Linked DNA regions of Homo sapiens: region 2 is linked to region 1. Evidence: chromatin loops called from intact Hi-C (ENCODE). Cell type or tissue: A673. All regions are shown on one strand. Each heading gives the region's core, and the rest is flanking DNA. Links, peaks and the distances in the headings are about the cores only. Region 1 has its middle 280 kb from the start of SLC24A2. Region 2 has its middle 160 kb from the start of SLC24A2.

Region 1 (9,865 bases), core at 815-8,814:
CAAACTCAATCGTATGAACAATGATGGCTCCCTGAAAATATAATCAAAACAACCTGTTTATGAGACAAAGCTGAGCTTATTTTTACAATGATAAGAGTAATAAATGGTGATAAAGCAAATACTTGTACAATTGCCAGCCACTACCTTGACAGAATCTTAGTGCATCTCAGAAGACAGAGAGCAAAATCGAGACATTTATTGAGTTTTAGAGTCCTGTTTAAGGCAGGTTTTTCAGTGTGGAGGCTTGATTAGGATTGGGTAACAATCATAGTAAGTTAGGAATTGTACACCCAGCAAGGCAGATTTAGAGCCAAGAGGTTCAAAGAATCTCGGAGACTAAGAAGTTGTTTCAATTGTTTGATGCCATTGATTAAAGAGTTGGACAATTTAATGTTCATTTAAAGGGCTTTTAAAGGAAGTTTCTGAAATAAATAATAAATAATAAAAATAAGTCAAAGATTTTCCTGGAATAATAAAGTCATACTGATGAAGACGGTGGCATAATAAGGTCATGTTAATGTAGACAGTAAGTTGTGTAGATACAGATGGTTTTGGTTTTTAAAACAAATATTTTCTGAACACATACTAGGAAGTGGTGGAAATACAGTGGTGAATAGAAGGGACATGAATGATACTGAGAGTCCACTGAGGAGACAGATAAGTAAATAATCATTTATAAGAAAACTTTGGTTACATAAAATAATATGGATGAATCTTACAAATATAATGTTGAGTAAAAAGCAGGAGCAAAATAATGCGAACAGCATAGTGCCGTTTCTATAAAATGTAAAAAGAAGATCATAAGGCAACTGAACTGTATTACTTACAGATGTATACATAGGTGACGAAAATAAAAGAAACTAATTATTACCATAGATATCAGGATAGTGGCTACCTTCGGAGGGAAAGAGAATTGTGATCTTTAAAGGATGCCTGGATGGTTTTGGGGTGCCAGCAATGTTCTGTTTGTTGACCTGCATTGTAATTATACAAGTATTTGCTTTAGGACAATTTGTTAAACTGTACATATAAGTTTATACACTTTCTGTTTGCATGTTTATAGTTTATAATAAAAATATTTTTTAAATAGCCAATTATATATGGTATTATCTTATAAGTGCTGTCACGGGAAGATTACTGAAAGACCAATTGATACTAAAGCAGTACTTTATGGAAAATTTAAATCAATATAGGAGGCGAAAATTTACATTTGATAAAAATGTCTTAAAAGCTAATAAAACGATGTAATTCTGTGCATATGAAAGCATCCCTTACTAAGTTCAGCAAAGTGTGTAGAGTTGAATTTACATAATTTTAATGTAATGTTTTCAATCAAACATTTTGGTGGTTGCTTGGATAAGGGAGAAGAAAAAGTCAAGGATAACAGGCTTATCAAAGTAAACGTATGTTGGGATCATTGCTGGAGTAGGAAAAACAAGAGTAGTTTTGGGAGGTGAAAAGAGGATGAGTATAGTTTGGAACATTTTGAGTTTCTTGCACTCTTGGGATATCCAATGGAGATGTCTAATCAGCTGTTATATTTGTAGGTTTGATGCATCAGTGAAAGCTGTGAACTGGAAATAAAGAACTAGGAGTCATCAGAATAAACATGAAAAATTGAAACCAGAAAAATGAGTAGGGCCATGAGAAGATGAACAGGCTGACAGCAGGATCAGTTCATTTTCAAAACTTGTCCATATTAGTATGAGAAAGAGCATGGCCATTGCTACCTCCTTTCAGCCCTAATTTGGGCAGACAGTTGAAACAAATCCCCTATATTTTAGGGTCATGACACTTCCACGGAGACATCATCCAGCACCCCCAAGCAAGAGCAACTCCCAGGGAATACCACTGAATCACTTTATTTCCAATTTATGGCAATATAAGCATCCCCAAAACATTTATTGAGAGACTTAGCTTGAATGTTACCAGTTGTTCAGGAGGCAAGAGTTTTAGAGTTTTGTTTAAGGCGGGGTTTTCAGTGTGGAGGCTTGATTAGGATTGGGTAACAATCATAATATGTTAGGATCTGTGAACCCAACAAGGCAGATTTAGAGCCAAGAGGTTCAAAGAGGTACAATAATTGGGTGAAAATTGTAGTCAGAATGGCTATTATTAAAAAGTCAAGAAGGCTAGGTGCGGTGGCTCACACCTGTAATTCCGGCACTTTGGGAGGCCAAGGCAGGTGGATTACGAGGTCAGGAGTTCACAACCAGCCTGGCCAAGATGGTGAAACCCCGTCTCTACTAAAAATACAGAAAATTATCCAGGCGTGGTGTTGGGCGCCTGTAATCCCAGCTACTCAGGAGATGGAGGCAGATAATTGCTTGAACCCAGGAGGCGGAGGCTGCAGTGAGCCAAGATTGCACCACTGCACTCCAGCCTGGGTGACAGAGCGAGACTCCGTCTCCAAAAAAAAAAAAAAAAAAAAAAAGAGTCAAAAAATAACAGATGTTGGTGAGGTTGCAGAGAAAAAGGAATGCTTATGCACTGTTGGTGGGAATGTAAATTAGTTCAGCCACTGTGGAAAGCAGTTTGAAAATTTCTCAAAGAATTTAGAGCCACCATTTGACCCAGAAATCCCATTACTGGGTATATACCCAAAGGAAAATAGATAGTTACACCAAACAGACACATATGCTGATATATTCATTGCCACACTATTCACAATAGCAAAGACATGGAATCAACCTAGGTGCCCATCAGTGGTGGATTGGATAAAGAAAATGTGGTACATATACACTGTGGAGTTCTACGCAGCCATAAAAAGGAATGTAATGATGTCCTTTGCAGCAACATGGATAAAGCTGGAGGCCATAAACCTGACCGAATTAATGCAGGAACAGAAAACAAAATACTGCATGTTCTCACTTACAAGTGGGAGCTAAACATTGAGTACACCTGGACACAAACATGGGAACAATAGATACTGTGGACTACTAGATGGGAGAAGGAGAGAGAGTGTGAGTAGAAAACCTACCTATTGGGTACTGTGCTCCTTACCTGGGAGCATACCCATGTAAGAAACCTGCACATGTACACCCTGTATCTAAAATAAAAGTTGAAAAAAATTTAAAAATCAGACATAGAATTAAAATAACACAGGAGGATATGGTCACCACAGAATATGAAGACCAAGTCTTCTTATCGTCCTAAGGGCCTTACTTTATTTTAGCCCCATCCTGTCACTAGTGTTTGATGCAAGCATCCTGGGACATCATGAAGAGTTCAAATTATGTTTAAAATATCATGTAATAGTTCTCTGAAACCCTTTTTTGGAAGTTTAATGGAATGCATTATAACTAAGTAAACACTGTTTAAGAAGGCAAAGAAATGAATAATATATTTGACAAAGATTTTAAAACCTGTTAAAATCTAAAATAACATCTGTTTAATAAAAAGAAACCTTTGATATATAAAAAATACCATCTAGAACAAATTGTTTCCTGAGACTTCAAAACTGTAAACATTTTCCTGTTATCACTTTTATTATTGATATGTTTCAGGTGAGTGTGTTAAATGGGTTGGAATTATGTGAATGATTTCCTTAATGTCTTCTTTTCCTTGCATGTGGGGACCTAGATCACTCCAAACAATTAGCCTTTGAGGTCAATTCAACAGAAACAAGTCATTACCTGTTGCTTTTAATAAGAGTTTAACAAGCTTTTAGAAATCTGGGGACTCAGAAACAGTGCTTAAGTCATTTTGCTGAGGGGAGGTAGTGAGTGAGTGTGGGCTATTTTTATTTCCAAAACTATATTTCTTTACAAAGGATTCACTCCTAGTAGCCCTTTTTAAGCTGGGCAACTTCCCTGAACTAAAATACCATTTAATTAATACCCATGTTCCATAAATTTTTTATGCTTCCATTGTGCAAAGAAAGATAAATATGTCATAAAGCTGGGCTGTGCAGATGGACAGAATTCTCTTAAAGTAGGTCCTTAAAAAGTGGAATATGGATATAGACACAGAGTGAGACAGTCAAGTGTCAAAAGAAATCTGTCGGCTTTTTAGCAGTTGAATAATTCAGAAGATGTGCATTAAGCCAACTTCTTAATTTCCCGTTTCCCCCCTTTCTAATTCTTTCCTTTTCATCCTGTGATCTTTCTTCTCTCTCCCTCAAAGCTATTTGTTGCAGAGATGCCCTGGAAAGCAGGTGGTCTTCCTTATATGACAGCATCTGCTGCTCAGAATGAGAGCCTGAAGATCTAAAGGCAAAGGAAATGAAACCGCAGTGCTATAAATGCCTTTTTAAAAATAGCCTTGTTTTTTATTATTTTTTGTTGAATCAACTGGAACATTTTTATTGTTCACAATAAAGCAAATTGTCTAAAGGCAATGATCCTCCTCCCTTTATATTTCTGATACTAGGGTTTGTTTTATTCCCAGTCATTTACTGGATCAGGTTTCTTCCCTAAGATCTTACAAATGATGTGGGTGGCTGCAAACCCTCTGAAGGTTTTCTAAAGCCATTTGTTAATAATATCCTCTCAGCATTGACTCCAGCCTTTATAGTTGTGATTGTTAGTGAAGCTTCAAGGGCACAGTGGTGTGTTTTTATCCTTCCAGCCCTTGGGGAGAAAAGAATTCCCGGGAGGACTTTTGGCTGGCTTATTATCATCCAGAAACAAGAAATCAGAAAGCCTAAGCTAAAAGGCTGAACATGTTTTTAAACTATCTAAACATGATTGGACAGTGTGGCATATGTAATAAAAAGGAACAGGGGTTCAGGGTTCATATGGACCTGAATTTAAATCCCATATCTGCTACTTACCAAATGTGTAACACTGGTCACTTAAGATTTTAAGCCTTAGATTCTTACCTGTATATAGGTATAATGTATAATATTAGCTATTTTACAGGCAAAAAAGATTTTTGAACCCCAGTTTCTTGTAGGTATAACAATGTAGGTTATAACAATGCCCATGTCACAGTGTTGCTGGAAGTATTAAATAAAAGTACCTAATAGTGCTTGTCATGTGGGCCCTTGAGAAACGTTAGCTTCCTGTGAGGGTCACCTCCCCTTTCTCTCTCCATTCCTCTGTCCAGTCCACATCAAAATCCACAGGCATTTACAGGATATTGGGACTGGCATTTTTACTCTGTCCTCTGCCTTTTATGGGGAAAGTCTGGATGAGATGGGAACCTGTCCCAGCCTGTTGTGCTGTTGCAGTGAACTTTGATTCACAAGTGAGACCCTTTGTCTTGTCTGGGAGACTGCTGGAAGCAGGGTCTATCTCAGACCCCACTCTTACGCAGAGAGGAAGTGGGGCCACTCGGTTTGGCAGAAGACATTTCCTCTTTGAACCCCTGCCCAATCTGTCCTTTTCTGGTTTTCCCCAGAGCTATGAAATGTGATAGTGAGCTGTAGGATTCGTTGTTTTAGGACCATGAAACAAATGTTTGGGGTTTGAGAATACAAACACATGTCTCCAGCAGCTCATCGGTTGGATACCAGTTCTGGAATCACACAGATTGCCAGTAATGAAGGTTGTTTGCTCACATTTTGTTCTCACTACTCACTTTCACCTGCCTGTCCCTCCTCTTCTCCTCTAGGCTGGTATCACTTCCCTGCCCCAGGGTGACTGGCAGGCACATCAACTGTCATTCCAGTGGGATTCTCACACTGGGCTCTTTGGATGCATTGAACAGTTCCATGAAACATGTCTTCATGGATTCATATGCATATTGTATGCCTTTTATTCTCTTTAATCTCCTGGCTCTTCCTGATTTCTGCTTTCAGCTTCAGCGGTGGGTGCTTGAGATGTCAGTTGGCCAAGAAAGGTAGCCCCCATCTAAATACCTAATGCAGTAAAGGACAATTATCAAATCCATCAGTTGTGATCCTGTTTACATTTCCAATGGGAAAGTCAGAGAAATAACTGATTTGAAGAGCATAATTAAGTGCTACAATAAAAGTAAGCACAGTAGCCTGTGTAAATAACAACCTCATCTAAATTTTTTTCTTGGCTTTTTTTTCCCTTAAAAATTTAAACAAAAAATGTACAGCTTTATTGGGCAATAATTTATTTACCGTAAATTATAATTCAATAATTTTAAGTAAATTTATAAAGATGTGCAAACCCCAAGCACAATCTGATTTTAGAACATTTCCATTTTAGAACTTTTCCCTGAGTTCCTCACAAATCTGTTTGCAATGAATACCCACTCACACACTCCCAGCCCCAGCAACCATTGATCTACTCTCTGTCTTTATAAATATGCATTTTTGTGCATTTCCTATAAATGGAATCATACAGTATGTATCCTTGTGGATCTCACTTTTTTTTCGTTTACCATATTTTTGAGGTCCATCCATATTTTAACATGTATCAGTGTTTGCATTCCTTTCAATTGCTGACAAATATTCCACTATATGGATATACCACATTTATTCATTTATCAGATTGTTAGACACTTGGGTTATTTCTAGTTTGGGGCTATTATGGTAATGCTGCTATGAATACTTATGTTCAAATCTTTGTGCATATGTTTTTATTTCTCAGGTAGATTCTTAAGAGTAGAATGGCTGGGTTATTTGGTAAGTTTACGTGTAACTTTTTAAGAAACTGCTAAGCTGTTTTGGGTAGTGGATGTACCATTTTACATTTCCACAAGTAATTGATAAGGATACCATTTTTTCACATACCATTTTAGTTGATATGCATTGGTAACTCCCTGTAGTTTTAGTTTCCTTAATAACTAATGATGTCAAGCACTTTTAAATGTGCTTGTTAGCCATTCACATGTTATTTTGCTCATTTTCTAATTGGGTTGTGTTTCTACTATTGAGCTTTATGAGTTATTTTTATATTCTAGATACAAGTCTTTTATTTTTATTTTTTTATTATTATACTTTAAGTTTTAGGGTACATGTGCACAATGTGCAGGTTAGTTACATATGTATACATGTGCCATGCTGATGCGCTGCACCCACTAACTCGTCATCTTGGATTAGGTATATCTCCCAATGCCATCCCTCCCCCCTCCCCCCACCCCACAACAGTCCCCAGAGTGTGATGTTCCCCTTCCTGTGTCCATGTGTTCTCATTGTTCAATTCCCACCTATGAGTGACAATATGCAGTGTTTGGTTTTTTGTTCTTGCAATAGTTTACTGAGAATGATGATTTCCGATTTCATCCACGTCCCTACAAAGGACATGAACTCATCATTTTTGATGGCTGCCTAGTATTCCATGGTGTATATGTGCCACATTTTCTTAATCCAGTCTATCATTGTTGGACATTTGGGTGGGTTCCAAGTCTTTGCTATCGTGAATAGTGCCACAATAAACATACGTGTGCATGTGTCTTTATAGCAGCATGATTTATAGTCCTTTGGGTATATACCCAGTAATGGGATGGCTGTGTCAAATGGTATTTCTAGTTCTAGATCCCTGAGGAATCGCCACACTGACTTCCACAATGGTTGAACTAGTTTACAGTCCCACCAACAGTGTAAAAGTGTTCCTATTTCTCCATATCCTCTCCAGCAGCTGTTGTTTCCTGACTTTTTAATGATCGTCATTCTAACTGGTGTGAGATGGTATCTCATTGTGGTTTTGATTTGCATTTCTCTGATGGCCAGTGATGGTGAGCATATTTTCATGTGTTTTTTGGCTGCATAAATGTCTTCTTTTGAGAAGTGTCTGTTCATGTCCTTCACCCACTTTTTGATGGGGTTGTTTGCTTTTTTCTTGTAAATTTGTTTGAGTTCATTGTAGATTCTGGATATTAGCCCTTTGTCAGATGAGTAGGTTGTGAAAATTTTCTCCCATTTTGTAGGTTGCCTGTTCACTCTGATGGTAGTTTCTTTTGCTGTGCAGAAGCTCTTTAGTTTAATGAGATCCCATTTGTCAATTTTGGCTTTTGTTGCCATTGCTTTTGGTGTTTTAGACAAGAAGTCCTTGCCCATGCCTATGTCCTGAATGGTAATGCCTAGGTTTTCTTCTAGGGTTTTTATGGTTTTAGGTCTAACGTTTAAGTCTTTAATCCATCTTGAATTGATTTTTGTATAAGGTGTAAGGAAGGAATCCAGTTTCAGCTTTCTCCATATGGCTAGCCAGTTTTCCCAGCACCATTTATTAATAGGGAATCCTTTCCCCATTGCTTGTTTTTCTCAGGTTTGTCAAAGATCAGATAGTTGTAGATACGCGGCATTATTTCTGAGGGCTCTGTTCTGTTCCATTTATCTATATCTCTGTTTTGGTACCTTTACCATGCTGTTTTGGTTACTAAGTCTTTTATTTTTATTTATTGTTTCGAGAGAAGGTCTTTCTCTGTCACGCAGGCTAAGGTGCAGTGGCACAATCATAGCTCACTGCTACCTTGGACTTTTGGGCTCAAGTGATCCTCCCACTTCAGCTCCCATATTAGCTAAGACTACAGGCATGTGCCACCACGCCTGGGTATTTTCTTTTTCTTTTTGGAGAGATGCTGTGTTTCCCAGGCTGGTGTTGAACTCCTGGCCTCAAGCAATCCTCCTGCCTTAGCCTCCCAAAGCACTGGGATTACAGGTGTGAGCCAGCATGCTCAGGCTAGATACAAGGCTTTTATCAGATATATGATTTGCAAATATTTTCATCCACTCCGTGGGTTGCCCTTTCATTTCCTTAATGGTGTCTTCTGAAGCACTCTTAATTTTTGTAAAGTCCCGTTTACCAGGTATTTTTTTTTTAATGGCTTGTGCTTTGGTTTTAACCTAAGAACTCCTTGACTAACCAAAGGCCGTACAAATCTTCTCCTGTATTTTCTTCCAAATGTTTTATACTTTTAATTCTTGCATTGATATTGATGATCCATTTTGAATTAAAGTTTGTATGTGGTGCTAGCACAACCATCTATTGAAAAGACTATCCTTTCCTCATTGAATTGTCTTGGCACTTTTGTTAAAAATCAATTGACTGGCTGAGTGCAGTGGGTCATGCCTGTAATCCTAGCACTTTGGGAGGCTGAGGCAGGTGGATCATTTGAGGTCAGGAGCTCAAGACCAGCCTGGCCAAAATGGTGAAACCCCATCTCTACTAAAAATACAAAAATTAGCTGGGCATGGTGGCACATGCCTGTAATTCCAGCTACTTGGGAGGCTGAGGCAGGACAATCACTTGAACCAAGGAGGCGGAGGTTGTGGTGAGCCAAGATCATGCACCACTGCCTTCCAGCCTGGGCAACAGAGTGAGACTCTGTCTCAAAAAAAAAAAAAATCAGTTGACCATAAACATAAGACATATTTCTAGACTTCTGTTCCACTGATCCATATAGGTCTATCTTTATATGAATACCACACTGTCTTGATACTGTAGCTTTATAGTAAGTATACTTTGTTTTTCTTCAAAATTGCTTTATTTTAGGTCTTTTGCATTGCCATTTAAATATTAAAATTATCTTGTCAATTTTTATAATCCTTGAATTTTATAATCCATAAACATGGAATGTCTTTCCATTTATGGATGTATTTTTAAATTACTTTCAGCAACGCCTTGTAGTTTTCAGTATACAAATCCTGAGTTTCTTTTGTTACATTTACAGTTAAGTATCTTACTCTGTTTCATTTTTGTAAATGAAATTATTTTTTTTAATTTACTTTCTGGTTATTTGCTATAAGTTTATAGAAATACAATTAAGTTTTGCATATTGATCTTGCAACTTGTGACCTTACTAAAATCGTTATAGTAGCTCCACATTGTGTGTGTGTGTTCCCTAAGAATTTCTACATATCACCTGCAAATATAGTTTTACTTCTTTCTTTCTAATATGGTTGTATTTAATTTCTTAGGCGCACAGTTTTCTTTCACAATTAAGTATGTTAGCCAAAAATTTTTCATGGACACCCTTTAACAAGTTGGAAAAGTTCCCTTCTATTCCT
Region 2 (9,865 bases), core at 1,220-9,219, 120 kb after region 1:
AAAAGCCATTAGGCAAAGTTATATCTCAGGTATGATAAAAACTCTGAGGAAATCGGGAATGAAATGGAATTTACTAGTCTGATTAAGGGCACTTTCAAGATAAAACCAGACAGACAATAGTGACAAAAAACTACAGCTAAGATACACAGTGGTGAATGCCTCGATGCTTTATATCTAAGATCTAGAAAAATTGAAGGATATCCACTCTCAAAACTTGAACTATAGGTCATAACCAGTGCAATAAGGCAAGAGAAATGAATAAAAGCCTTGCATATTGGAAAAGAAAATATAAAACTGTTTTATTTGCAGACAACATATTTATGTATGAAGAGAATGCTTAAGGAATCTAAAGCTACTGAAGACAAATGAATTTGGTAAGGATACAGGATACAACATCAATATACAAAAATCAATTGTTTCTATATACCATCAATAAATAATTTAGAAATTAAGATTTAAAAGCAACTCCATTTATAATAGCATCAAAAATAAAATACTTGGGAATAAATTTAACAAAATTCTGCAAGACTTGCACACTTAACTACAAAACATTGCCAAAGGAAATTAAATACCTACATAAATGGAGATAAATCATGCTCATGGATTAGAAAACTCAACATTGTAAAAATGTCAGTTCTCCTTAAATTGATCCATAGATTCATTGTAACCCCAATTAAAATCCTTGTGAGGTTGTAAGAGATGAAATTGATGAGAAAATTCTAAAATTTATATCAAATGGTAAAGGAACGAGAATAATCATGACAATTTTGTGAAAGACTAAGTTTGGAGGATTTATACTACCTAATTTCTTGATTTACAAAGCCACAATAATCCAGATTCTGTGATATTGTTTTAAGTATAAATATAAAAATCAGTGGAACAGAATAGACTTCAGACATAAATCTTTTTATGGCCAATTAACAAGGCAATTCAATGGAAAAACGATAGTGTCTTTTAACAAACTGCACCAGACACCGGATATCTATATAGAAAAAAAAAATAAATCTTGACCTTACCTCAAACATTACACAAAAATTAATTCAAAATGTGCCATAGACCTAAATATAAGAACTAAAACTGTAAATATTCTAGAGAAAAAAGGGGGAAAATATCCTTTGTGACATTAGGTTAAGCAAATATTTCTTAGAACATATATACGTACGAACACTAAGCCATAAAAGAAACAATTGGTAAGTTGGACTTTGTAAAAATAAAAAACTTTTCCTCTTCTAAAGACACTGTTAAGAAAATGAGAAGCTAAGTCACAGGTTTGAAAAAAATATCCAGAATATGTTAAAACACACACACACACACACACACACACACACACACACAACTTAAGAAAAACAACAATACAATCTTAAAGAAATTGGTGGAAGATTTGGACACTTCCCCAAAAGTTCTATGAAGTAAGTTCCCATTATGGCCAAACCTCTTAATGATGAAGTGATACTTCCTGGCGGGAACTCATCAAAGGCCTGATGGAGGAGCCCCTTACCTGCTCTTCAGCAATGTGTAAGATCATCCAGAGAACTTAACTGGAGAACATCCCAGCTCTACAGTTGGTAGAACCTTTGATGTCAGATGTGCTTCTGACTTGCTTTGGAATACAGATTTCCTGTGGTCACAAAGTCTCTCCATTTTGCAAAAACCTTTCTGGCCCTGGACAGATTTTATAGTAACCACAATCTCATAGGCTCCGGGATGTTTCAATCTATTTTTCACTTCCTTTTGTTATGATGTTTACATTTTCCAAGCTAGTAATTAGGAAACATAGTCTGAGCCACAACCTGATAATGAAATCTAAACTTGATGGATACTCCCCATCTCCAGACCACTTCCCACACTTGCAGTAGAATATGAACTTCATGAGGGGGGTGATTTTTGTCAGTTTTCTTTACTGATACATCCCAAGTACCTAGGAAAATGCCTGACACATAAGTATATGCTTAATAAATGTTCATCGAATATGAATACATGTTACTGCAAAGGTTATCCTGAAAGTGCCAAGATACGTGGTTGTTATAAGACTTGACACAATTTCTACCCTTCTCCAAATCTTCACCCAGACCTATTATTTTAACAGTGGATGGATTTATTAAAATGTTAGTTTGCAGATTTCCTGTGGTTACAAAGTCTCTCTATTATGCAAAAACCTTGCTGGCCCTGGACAGATTTTATAATAAATCTGTAAGTCTGACAGCTTTATCAGAGACCAAATAGCTTAAACAAGATAGAAGTTTTTTTGTAATAAAAATAATAGCAAACTCTTCTATAGCTTTATACCAACTGATAGCTTTATATATTTACTTATATTACCTGATATAATTCTTACAACAACCCTATAAGGAAGATATTATTAATATCCTTAATTTACAGATAAGAAAGCTGAGCCACATAGAATTTTAATAATTTGCCCAAAGAGACACAACTAATTAAGTCACAGATTTGGATTTGAACCCAGGCTCTGGCACCAGAATCTATCCTTTTAACCACTATACCCATGCTCGTCAACTTCCAATGTGCATATGAATTGTCAGGAGATGTTTTTTAAATGCGAATTATACAATTCAGTGGATGGGTCTGGGATTCTGCATTTCTAATAAGTTCCCGGGTGCCGCTGCTGGTCTAAACACCACACTCGATTAGCAAGGCACTCCGTGAAACCACCTCTTTCATAAACATGCAGACTGGTAGGCAGTCCAGGGTTGTGGGATAGTGTCATTCCACAAGGTGATCCATGATCCAAGTGTCTTCTTTCTTTTCACTATCCACTAGGTGTTGTTCTAATCCACATGGTCAGTAATGAACCACCACCATGTCTATGTTCCAGTCCTTGGGAAGGGGAAAAGAGAAAGTGAAGAGCAAGCAGCTTCCTTTTGAGGACATGACCCTTCTGTACACTACTCATTAGCCAAACTTAGTCATGAGATCACACCTAGCTGCAAGGAAGGCTGGGAAATGCAGTCTCCACTGGACAGCCACTCAGATAAAACTCAGGAGATTCTATTGCTTAAGTGATTTTTTTTCAAATGGAAGAATATAGATTGGTGAGGCAACTACCAGTCTCCAACACAGTAGACTTGAAAGCCTTTGACTATTTCATCACATTTTGTTATGTATTTCTTGTTAGTATGATCACATACATTTCCCTCTATCTTCTTTTGCTGGCCTGCACATGAGTTCCTTCATATCTAGGAAAAATCGTTGCACCACTGTCATCCCCTTAATTTGATTCCTCCAAAGATTGGATTAAATGGAAGGTGGGGGCCAGGCGCAGTGGCTCATGCCTGTAATCCCAGCACTTTGGGAGGCCGAGGCGTGCAGATCACCTGAGATCGGGAGTTCAAGACCATCCTGGCCAACATGGTGAAACCGCGTCTCTACTAAAAATATAAAAATTAGCCAGGCATGGTGGCAGGTGCATGTAATCCCAGCTTCTCAGGAGGCTGAGGCAGGAGAATCACTTGAACTCAGGGGGCAGAGGTTGCAGTGAGCTGAGATGGCACCACTGCACTCCAGCCTAGGCAACAGAGTAAGACTCCGTCTCAAAAATAAAATTAATTAAATAAATAAATAAATGGAAGGTGGGGAGCCAATTTTTGCATACCCCAAAGAGAGTTAGTAGTTTAGGATGAATAAACAATAAACATTTTAAATCTCTGAGACCCCACCTTTTGTTAGCTCTGTTTTCATTTTTTTTTTTTTTTTTTTTTTGAGACGGAGTCTCGTTCTGTTGCCCAGGCGGGAGTGCTGTGGCGCGATCTCCGCTCACTGCAAGCTCCGCCTTCCGGGTTCACGCCATTCTCCTGCCTCAGCCTCCCGAGTAGCTGGGACTACAGGCGCCCGCCACTGCGCCCGGCTAATTTTTTGTATTTTTAGTAGAGACGGGGTTTCACCGTGGTCTCGATCTCCTGACCTCGTGATCCGCCCGCCTCGGCCTCCCAAAGTGCTGGGATTACAGGCGTGAGCCACCGCGCCCGGCCCGTTAGCTCTGTTTTCTTAACAGTCAATCTATTCTTCAATCTCTACCAGATCCTTAAAGAAATTCAATGAAGTTGGAAATACTGTTCTCACATATATTTATTTTACTTAAAATTTTCGTTTTTCTCTAACTGGAAATGTTGATAAGCAGCTTTTGTTTGTTATCTTTATTACAACCAGAGAAGTCCCCAAAGAAAATATTGTGAAGATAATTCATTCTAAGTAGATGTGATTTGAATCAGCTTTAGGCAAAGACTGGGAGCCTGCCTTCATTTTTATTGGAACATCTTGGCCTAAACCTAGCAACTCAGAGACATTTGGATTAGGCAACTCACACAATACACTTATCCTTCCAGCAGTCACAGATGAGTTGGCTGGAAGTAAAGAATATTGCAAGGAACTGTGGTAGTTTAATACATCCAGTCACTTGTGCAGGTTATAAGAAAGGGCTTAAGAGTCCCGCATTCCACTTCTGGAACTTGGATTTCTTTTTAAGAATTTTATCTTGACAGCTGGGAAATATGTTTGAGATGATTGCTCTGTTACAGGCTTTTGAATTAAGCACAAAAGCAAAAGATAACCAAAGAAGAAACAAAGAGGCAATTAGGGTGAGACAGAAATTATTATTGCTGTGGCCTGGCACCAAAGCCTATAAACTTTGGCTTTCTACAATGGGTTGCTCTGTAAAATCTATCCAACAAAGTGTATTGAAATACATTGAACTAATTTCTTTCTTTCTTTCTTTCTTTCTTTCTTTCTTTCTTTCTTTTTTTTTTTTTTTTTTTTTGAGACAGAGTCTCGCTGTGACCCTCAAGCTGGAGTGCAGTGGCATGATCTCAGCTCACTGCAAGCTCTGCCTCCCAGGTTCACGCCATTCTCCTGCCTCAGCCTCCCGAGTAGCTGAGACTACAGGTGCCCGCCACCATGCCCGGCTAATTCTTTTTTATTTTTAGTACAGACAGGGTTTCACCGTGTTAGCCAGGATGGTCTCAATCTCTTGACCTCATGATGTGCCCACCTCGGCCTCCCAAAGTGCTGGGGTTACAGGTGTGAGCCACCACACCCGGCCGAACTAATTTCTTTTCTTGTTTTCTTTCCTTCCTTCCTGCCTTCCTGCCTTTCTTTCTTTCCCTTCCTTCCTTCTTTCTTTCCTTCCTTCCTTCCTCCTTCCTTCCTTCCCTTCTTTCTTCTTCCTTCCTTCCTTCCTTCTTTCCTTCCTTCCTTCCTTCCGGCAGCCACAGTGCAGCCTACTTTTGGATAAACCTGAGAGTTGTTTCTAATAATTTTGGCTTTCAAAAGATGGCACCTGTCTGTATCCAGACAGAGGTTGTAGCTATTGAATGGGCCTTGGCAGACAGCACAGCCAATCCATTTGTTTTAGCTTTCTCAATAATCAGTGAGTATCACTGCAGGCTCAGTTGGTCTGGCTGATTGATTGTAAAGACAGCCAAAATGAACAGCTCGACCATCTCACAGTCTGATTTCCCTGCCATGTATTGACCCAGTCCAAGTTACTTATGTTACAGTATTTGCAAAGCTGTCACTGTTATAAAACACTTACTGGGAGCTTGCTATTGACAGGGGTTTTATGACAACCTAGAAACCAAACTAGCCCTGGCTTGTTTGAGTTTTGAATTTTTTTTACATTAGAAGAAAGCTATTTATTAGACATCCACACATTCACACAAACATAGCAGTAACAACAATGAGAAAACAGCTCTTTCTGAGAATTCTCTTTGATGTGATTAACTGGGCAGAAACTGAGAATGAAAGCAGATAGAGAACAATCTTTGTGTTTTGTGTGTGTGTTGTTTTCTTTCTTTTAATCTGCCTTTATTTTAAAAATCTCAGAATGTGTGGAGTGGGGACCAAATCCCTGGGCCCTTTCTTATCTGAGAAGAGGAAGTGCTGGCATCTGCTGGTATAGGCAGGCACTGTGCTTAAGCACAGGTTGTCTCATTAACTCAGGAGATGACCTGGTCTGTCTGGAAACTGTCTGCATTTCAGACTCCTTAGCTGATTTACGGTTAAGGCAAAATGGGTCGTTTGAAATTGTGGAGCCAGCGGTTTGCTTTCATTCGTCTTTAAAGCCTTCAGTTGAATTCAGGACAGATCAGAGATCTCTCCTTGCACTAAATAAACTTCTAATGATACTGATTGAGCTCCTCAGATGGGACACTATGGGAATGTGGGAAACTCAAGGCCCATTAAGTCACTGAGCACACTTAGTTGAAATTATGATACTCTGGTCACCCATGGCTAAATGAAGACCAGAGGTTTAATGAGTTTACCAGGTTAAAAATGTGCCCGTGTCAGGCAGGAATCAGACTCATTAATTAGGGCTCCACTTAATTATTGAGCAGTTTTACTTACCAGCAGTCCTTGGGGGTGAGCTGGGGGATGGACTTAGTGATAGGGATGGCCGCCTTTGCTCATGGCCAATTATGAACCATTCAATGAGGGTTAAAAAGGGGCAGGGAGTAGCGAGCAAAGAAATTTTACCAGTTTTTGCCATTGACCACAATAAACTTGAACATTTCTAAAGTCCTAGCAGTTTTACTTTTGAAACTGATTGGGACCTTGGGTGACAATCTTCTCTACTGTATTTGAGATGATTCCCAGACCACAGACAATCCCTAAACTGCCAGTCTACTTCTAAAGCTACAGCTGATGTGGAATAGGAACTTGGCAGCCTCCTTTGGAAAAGATGGAGTTTCCTTGGTGCCCAAGTCCCTGAGGGATATATGGATAAAACCAGTTTATTCACACTGTAATGGGAAGAAACCTCCATTTTAATTATCAGCAGCTAGTTGAGAATTGGGAACTCAAAGTGTGGGCTTTGGGGAGATCTTGGCTCTGCCTCTTGCTGTGAGATCCTTGAGTCTCCAATTCTTCATCTGTAAATTAGGGGTGGTCACTCCTAATTCAAAGGAGTATCGTGAGGATTCCATGTGATGATATAGTAAGGTACTTAGTGTCTGGCATTTACTAAGCATGCCACAAGCAAAGGTAATTGCTGTGGTCTACCCTGAATAGCAAAGGGAGAATTACCCCTTTTCACTTCTGGTTTCAACTGTGGAAATTAATGAACATGGAAAAGGGGAAAGGAAAGATAAATGCAAAATGCATTGGGGCATTAAGTCTAGTGAACAGCTGCAGGAACTGGGTAATTGTTTTTACACGAAAGGAGTCCATTTCCACAGGCGTGCTGTGCCCTTCCCTGCTCAATCTTTTATGTTCTCTCTCTCCCCTCCCTCCCTCCTTCCTTTTCCCCTCCCCTTCCCTGCTAAGGAGGGAGTGTATATTCCTCCACCTGCTTTTGTGCTAGAAGAGCCTGGTCCTGCTCATATTTTCTTTATAAAACAAAGGCATCTTGTCCCTGATTCAGGAAAATCACAAATAAAATTGTCCCAGCCGAGTCTGGATTTTAATGTCTTTTATGCTCGTATAGGACACCTCAATGCTGTGGTGACCATGCTAGTGTTCTGATTTTGCTGTCCGGATTCTTTAATTCAAAGAAAAGCAGATGAGATGTGTATGATGTGACTGATCAAGACCACTCTGTATGCACAAAAGAGATGTGTGAAGACCAGTTCATCCAAATTAGAGAGAGATTACTGATAAGATACATACAGGGTGAATCAAACAGAAGTTAGGCACCTTTTTCTTCAAATAGAAATCTGACTCTTTTAAGTCCAGCAATTTAGAATGGTCCTTTTTTTCCTGTAACTATCAAATAAATACAGTCTCACACAAACACACATCATGAACAGATTAACGAAGACAAATCTAAGTGACAAAAGGCTTCTTAAGTTCCAATTCACCTCCAGCCTCTTGGCACCTGCATGCGCATTATACTGGAATGAACATCATGCCTCATGGTTTAATAGAAACAAAGGGATACTGAAGCTTCAGAAAGGCACCGTCCCATATGGGATGTTGCAAAGGGGTAAGACTGGTGGAAAATGGCGTTTACGTCTTGAAATACCTTCCTGACAATGAGAAGAGGATCCTATTATTAACTAAAATTTCTTTCAAACCTATATTAAACCATTATTTCTTAGTTGTACTTGTTTTGATAAGTCAAATTCATTTCTTTTCACATCCTGCATCCTTCCTTTTTTTTTTTTTTTTTTACTACTACTTTTATTCTAGATTCAGGGGGTATATGTGCAGGTTTGTTACCTGGGTATATTGCATGATGTTGAGGTTTGGGCTATAAATTGATACTACCTCTCAGAATTCTTCTGAATCATTTGCTGACATTGTAAGTGGCTTTTAAACTTTGATTTTGCCGTTTTTGAGACTGTTTCTACTAAGACTTTTTGCTGGAAAAATTTGAGCTGCTTTGATTACTTAAAGAAGGTCTTTCACTTACCTTTGCTTTTTAAAGTTGAGTTGGACCTAGGTGCTGAGCATTGTACCCAAACGTTAGTTTTTCAACCATTCCTCCCCTCCCTCCCCTGCCTAGTAGTCCTCAGCATCTGTTGTTGCCATCTTTATGTCCATGATTACCCAATGTTTAGCTTCCACTTATAAGTGAGAACATACAGTATTTGGTTTTCTGTTCTTGCATTAATTTGCTTATATTCCTCCTTTGAATCATCTAATGTTTAAATTGGTAGAAAAATGTGGTGTTCAAATTATGCTCCTTGAGAGCAGGGATATTTTAAAAATCATTTTTCTATTCCCAACTTCTAACTCAGTGTCTTACATTGAGTAGAATATTAACCACATTTTTGATGAATGAATGAAGAGATAAGTTGGAGTAGCTTTCAAGTATTAGTGAAGAGAAAAGGCTAAATAGCTTTAACTTTTTAAAAATAAAAGGTAGCATCTTTCTTATTTGAGACACTGATGAAACTTAGAATGTTGAAAATAATACCATTCTGTGTCTTGGGTCAGAAATACAGATAGATTAGCAGAACATTAGCTGCAAAGTGCTCTCCTAATTATTTTAGAGAAGAGACACAAATGCACTCTTGAGTTTTCTTTTAGTATGATTCTTGCTAGCAACTAATAGTGCATTTTGGGCAGTTGCAGGGCTCAAAAGCAGTATATATACTGTAAAACAATTTTAAAAAGCCTTGAATTATAGTAAAAAGAGAACTAATGAAAAGGGACCTAAGAAATATAATGAAAATAAATAGTTCTTCCTCTTCCAACTTCCCTCCAGGGAGCAGGTTATGAAAGATCGCTAGAATAGTAGAATAGTGGAATAAAATTATTCCAGGGTAGAAAGTAATTAGGGGTGAGTACATGAAAGCCCAGGTTTAATTGTTCTTTTTAATACAGTGAAAAAAGTCATTCATCATACAACTTTAAATGAGTGTCCCATTAATGGAGTATTCCCCCAATGGAATATTATAAATTAATATTTTTATATGTCCTGTAATTATTCTCTGAGTAGCACATTTGTAGGGCACTGCACTTAGAGGTATGCATTAAAAGCATTATCAGGTAAATGTCATCATTTAAAATATACCAAAATTGTTAATATTGCATTTAAGCACTTATTTTTTAATATTCTAAGACCCTCATGCAGATCAACAATAATTTCTTCAGCTTCTGAAAGGATCTATTTCTTGCTCTAATCACTTCACTCCCTGATAGAGATTTCTAGGTTTCTCTAGAATGTTCATTCGGGGTCATTCTTTGGATCTAACCAGTGGAGGAGATAGTGAATTTTGTTTACAACTTCAAGTCTTTGTTGGCTCATCGGCGCCTGTAGGCTACACAATAAACATCCACGACTTCCCTGCCTTCATTATGGCAGCAAAATGTGCTTTACTTTCTCTTACACTAAATTCTTCTAGAGTAAGTAGGGACTTTGTGAGGCACATGACATCTTCCTGGGCACAGTGCCACGTAGACATAAATG

Evidence for each region. A loop is a pair of places that touch in the nucleus more often than their neighbours do. Peaks named below come from ENCODE experiments on the same cell type or tissue, not always from the same donor. Only the 100,000 strongest peaks of a DNase experiment are listed, where the experiment ranks them.
Region 2: it touches region 1 in a loop (4-fold over the local background); 2 of 110 quality-filtered maps call a loop at or near these places.

What each region holds. Positions count from the first base shown.
Region 1 is chr9:20,060,627-20,070,491 of GRCh38, reverse strand. It overlaps a transcript of SLC24A2 not described here. Among named protein-coding and RNA genes, the nearest start is that of SLC24A2, 280 kb to the right of the region's middle. In A673, for the core only: no CTCF peak of the experiment used is centred there; DNase peaks (open chromatin) are centred at 4,141 and 4,461; H3K27ac peaks cover 2,676 bases.
Region 2 is chr9:19,942,697-19,952,561 of GRCh38, reverse strand. It overlaps a transcript of SLC24A2 not described here. Among named protein-coding and RNA genes, the nearest start is that of SLC24A2, 160 kb to the right of the region's middle. In A673, for the core only: a CTCF peak has its summit at 5,901 (motif pointing left); a DNase peak (open chromatin) is centred at 5,891.